Linked DNA regions of Homo sapiens: region 2 is linked to region 1. The links are chromatin loops, found by intact Hi-C in ENCODE. Cell type or tissue: PC-3. All regions are shown on one strand.

Region 1 (2,500 bases):
GGAATCTCAGTAGTTAGGGAGACTCCTGTGGACTCTCCCTCCCCTTCCCACCAATTCCTCCAGTACTGTCCCTCCTAGGACCCACCCAGGCCATGAGCAAACGCCCCACCTCTCAGGGAAAACAGCTCTCAAAGCAGCAACGGAGCCAACCCTGAGGCAGTGGCCCCCACCCCAGCGGTGCCTCAGTCTCACTGAGCCCACACAACGCACACCGCAGTCAGGATCTGCAGGCCAGGGGCAAGCAATCCAACCAGCATCACACCCCGGAAGACGTGAGCTATTTTTCTAGGGCCCAGGAGAGTGTGTGAATACACCGCATGATGTCAGGGCGGGGCTGGACATCCACCCGCCAAGAGAGGGCACGGAGGCCAGGGAGACTTTCCGCCCAATACTCTGCCTGAACCTTGGCAGCATTTCCACAACTGATCAGCACTGACTGAAACCCTGGCAAAGTGCTGTTAATCAGAGCAGAGGGGATCCGCGCACTCAGTGGAAACCTAATTCCCTCCCCAAGGACAGGGTGTTTTCCCTGCTGCCCTGGGGAGCCAGGAGCAACACAGAGCCGCCATTGAGACCGGCACCCTTTGCTAGGGCCCTCCAACCCCAAGACCCAGCATGGACCCGAGACCCTGATCCACCCCATGACCTCCTAAGCCTGTCACTCCTACACCACTTGGCATTTCTGCCAGACCTGCATTCCAATTCTTCCAGAGGGAAGAGGAAACCAGGAGACCCAGCAAAAGAATCTGTGCCAGCACCGCAGCCTCAATGAACAGACACAGCAAGTGTTCCCATTTCATGCCACCCTCCTCTAGGACATCAAGCATAACTGATACCTGCCCCACAGCATGAGTGGCCTCAGAAGGAATGTCCTGGCAACCATGACACAGGGCGTGTCAGGCTTCCAGCCAGCTGGGTTCTCATTTCCTACGGCCTGGCAGGTACCGTGCACAGCCCCCTTGCTCCCAGGGACTGGGATCTGATTTCTTAAGACCTGGCAGGTACCATGCACAGCCCCCTTGCTCCCAGGGACTAGGATGTGATTTCTTATAACCTGGCAGGTACCGTGCACAGCCCCCTTGCTTCCTGGGGCTGTCTGGGCCGACCCTCGCCCCGCCTGAACCCACCTCGTAGTTCCTGGCACTGGTGCTGGCTGCTCTCTCCAGCTCCACTCGAGCCCTCTTGTGACTCAGCTCCATCTGCATTTTCTCCCGCTCCACCTGGATGAGGTGGGACTTCGAACGGATCTGCTCTGCTCTTTCCTCCAGCTGAGCAGGTCGCACCCAAAGAAAAACAGAATCCTCAGTGACGGCATCAAACCAGGTGAGTGACTCAGTGCAGCAGACACACTCCCTGAGGACCCATTCCCGCAGGTCCCGTGCTAAGTCTTGATGTGGCCCAGCCACTGGGCTCCAGGCTGGGGAACAGGGGAGGGGCAGGAAACGGGAAGGTGAAAAAGCCTGGGAAGAGGAAGACGTCTTTTGAGATGACATTAAGCATATTAGTGAAGGCAACGGCCTCGAATGCCACCCATTTATTTACCAGCCAACGGCTCCGTGGGTCGGAAGTCCAGACGTAGGTGGCTGCATTCTCTGACCAGGGTCTCCCAGACTAAAAATCAATGCAGTCGGCCAGGACATGTTCTCACGTGGAGCTCAGAGATGGAGAATGAGGTCTCCTTCCCGACTGGCTGCCAGCCCAGTACAGCCATCAACTCCTAGGTGCTGCCCACATCCCTTGCCACACGGCCCTCTCCATCTCCAAAGTCAACCACGTCCAATCTCCCTCATCAAATCCCTCTCCTGCTATGTCTCTTGACTGCTCGGCCTCGGACGTCTGGACTCAGACTTAAAGGGCTCAGGTGAGTACATCAAGCCCACCAGGGAGTGGATCAAGCCCACCCACGTAATCTCCCTATCTCAAGGTCAACAGATCTTAGACCTTAATTACATCTGCACAATCCCACAGCAATGAAACCTACTCAGTATTGGACTGAAACCTGGGAGGCAGTAGGAAGGTGAGTGTGCACAAGGAGCCTGGAATCTGGGGGCCCTCTCAGAAGCCTGCCTACCACACAGGGTTAGTGATTACAGGTGAGCTGAGCCTCTGGGGGCCCTCTCAGAAGTCTGCCTGCCACACAGGACTAGTGATTACAGGTGAGCTGAGCTCCTGGGGGCCCTCTCAGAAGTCTGCCTACCACACAGGGCTAGTGATTACAGGTTAGCTGAGCCTCAAAGAGCCCCAGAAGACTTGCCAAATAGTTCCAGAGCCGGCCTTTGGGTACGACCTGCTCAGCTGGAGGAAAAGGCAGAGTCACTGACTCTTCACGTGGCCCAGAGCCTTGCAGTGCAGCATCTCCCGGCACTTAACAAATGCAGAGTCGCAGACTACACCCCAGACCTACTCAGTCAGAATCTTCTCTTTAGGTTGGGTGTGGTGGCTCACACCTGTAATCCCAGTACTTTGAGAGGCCAAGGCGGGTGGATCACTTGAGGCCAGG
Region 2 (2,500 bases), 120 kb after region 1:
CAGAAGTTCAAGACCAGCTGGGGCAACATAGCTAGACACCCTCCGCCCCCACCATCTCCACAAAACAATAATAATAAGAGCCTTTGGGCTGGGCGCAGTGGCTCACGCCTGTAATCCCAGCACTTTGGGAGGCCGAGGCTGACGGATCACCTGAGGTCAGGAGTTTGAGACCAGCCTGGCTAACACGGCGAAACCTGTTTCTAATAAAAATACAAAAATTAGTCAGGCTTCGTGGTGGGCGCCTGTAGTCCTCAATCCTCAGGAGGCTGAGACAGGAGAATCGCTTGAACCTAGGAGGTGGAGATTGCAGGGAGCCAAGATAGCACCACTGCACTCCAGCTTGGGCGACAGAGCAAGATGCTGTCTCAAAAAAAAAAAAAAAAAAAGAAAAAAAAAAGAGCCTTTGGCTGAAGGCAGTAGGCGGCAGGGAAAACCAGGAGGAAACCAGCATGGTCAAACGAGACAGGGAAGTTCAGATGATTTGGGGCCACACTGGATTCTTTTTTTTTTTTTTTTTTGCTCATTTTATTTTCTTTTGCTTTGTTTTGTTGAGATGGAGTCTTGCTCTGTCACCCAGGCTGGAGTGCAGTGGTGTGATCTCGGCTCACTGCAACCTCCACCTCCCAGGTTGAAGCAATTCTCCTGTGTCAGCCTCCCAAGTAGCTGGAATTACAGGCGTGTGCCACCACAGCCAGCTAAGTTTTGTATTTTTAGTACATGGGGTTTCGCCATATTAGCCAGGCTGGTCTGGAACTCCTGACCTCAGGTGATCTGCCCGCTTCGGCCTCCCAGTGTTGAGATTACAGGCGTGAGCCACCACGCCTGGCCCACACTGGACCCTTTGAATCCATGGATGCCTCTTTGCGTCTCCAAGTGCCCTGCGAGATTGGACATAGACCGGTTTATGTAGAACATCCTGGAGAAATTACTGAGATACTGAGAAACTTGCTGGAGAGAAAGCTGCTTTTTCGGCTTCCTACTATGTAAGGAATTTAAAAAAGAAACTAAGTAAAAAAAGCAAGCCTAGTTCACACACTGAAAAGGGCGGGCTAAGATCGCCATCTGTAGGTGAATCGTTTCTTCTGCCAACTCGAATTCTGTCCACAGTTCCTGACACCTAAATGGGTCCAAGCTACCTAGCTCCCCCTCTAGCCTGCACGCTCCACCCAGGAAGGACAAGGCAGAGGCTCTGGCGAGTACAGTATCTTTTTCTTTTCTTTCTTTCTTTTTTTTTTTTTTTTTTTTGAGACAGAGTCTCGCTCTGTCGCCCAGGCTGGAGTGCAGTGGCGCGATCTCGGCTCACTGCAAGCTCCGCCTTCCGGGTTCACGCCATTCTCCTGCCTCAGCCTCCCGAGTAGCTGGGACTACAGGCGCCCGCCACCAGGCCCGGCTAATTTTTTTGTATTTTCAGTAGAGATGGGGTTTCACCGTGTTAGCCAGGATGGTCTTGATCTCCTGACCTTGTGATCCACCCGCCTCAGCCTCCCAAAGTGCTGGGATTACAGGCGTGAGCCACCGTGCCCGGCCCAGTATCTTTTTCAGGGTTACCCAGCCAGTGGCCAGGCGCGGTGGCTCACACCTGTAATTCCAGCACTCTGAGAGGCGGGCGGATCACCTGAGGTCAGGAGTTCAAGGCCAGCTGGCCAACATGGTAAAACCCCATCTCCACTAAAAATTAAAAAAAAAAAATTAGACGGGCATAGTGGTGTGCGCCTGTAATCTCAGCTACTGGGGAGGCTGAGGCAGAAGAATCATTTGAACCCGGGAGGCGGAGTTACAGTGAGCAGAGATTGTGCCACTGCACTCCAGCCTGGGCAACACAGTGAGACTCTGTCTCAAAAAAAAAAAAAAAAAAAAAAATAGGCTACCCACAAGTTAGCAAGAGAACTACAACCAAAAAATCATGACTTTCAATTTTTTTTTCTTTAAAAAAATTGTAAAAAAGCCTGGTGAGGTGGCTTACACCTGCAATACCAGCTACTCAGGAGGCTGAGGCAGGAGAACTGCTTGAACCTGGGAGGTGGAGGTTGCAGTGAGCCGAGATCACACCACTGCACTCCAGCCTGGGTGACAGAGTGAGGCTCCGTCTCAAAAACAAAAAAAAAAAAAGTAAAAAAAATGCGTAATATTATAGTAAAGTGTACATAACATAAAATGTACCATCTTAACCACGTTAAAGCATATGGTATATTGGCATAAAGCATGTTCACACTGACGCAGCCATCACCACCACTATCTCCCAAATTATTTTCCTTTTTTAAGTGTTATATTTTTAAATTTGTTATATTTTTAGTTTATTTTTTTCACCCTACCCCCTATATTTTTAATTTAACTTTTTTTTTTTTGAGACAGTTTATCACTCTGTCACTCAGGCTAGAGTGCAGTGGTGTGATCTCGGCTCACTGCAATCTCTACCCCCACCCCATGTTCAAGCGATTCTCCTGCCTCAGCCTCCCAAGAAGCTGGGACTACAGGAGCACGCCCCCACACACAACTAATT

Evidence for each region. A loop is a pair of places that touch in the nucleus more often than their neighbours do. Peaks named below come from ENCODE experiments on the same cell type or tissue, not always from the same donor. Only the 100,000 strongest peaks of a DNase experiment are listed, where the experiment ranks them.
Region 2: a loop joins it to region 1, with 5 times the contacts of the local background. A loop is called at or near these places in 15 of 110 quality-filtered maps.

Annotation. Positions count from the first base shown.
Region 1 is chr7:2,224,283-2,226,782 of GRCh38, forward strand. It overlaps MAD1L1 (mitotic arrest deficient 1 like 1), which reads right to left. Exons shown (of 19, transcript NM_001013836.2): 4 at 1,128-1,268. Among named protein-coding and RNA genes, the nearest start is that of MAD1L1, 7.4 kb to the right of the region's middle. In PC-3, no CTCF peak of the experiment used is centred here; DNase peaks (open chromatin) are centred at 849 and 1,309; H3K4me3 peaks cover 855 bases; H3K27ac peaks cover 2,362 bases.
Region 2 is chr7:2,347,114-2,349,613 of GRCh38, forward strand. It overlaps a transcript of SNX8 not described here. Among named protein-coding and RNA genes, the nearest start is that of EIF3B, 6.5 kb to the right of the region's middle. In PC-3, a CTCF peak has its summit at 1,063; a DNase peak (open chromatin) is centred at 1,078.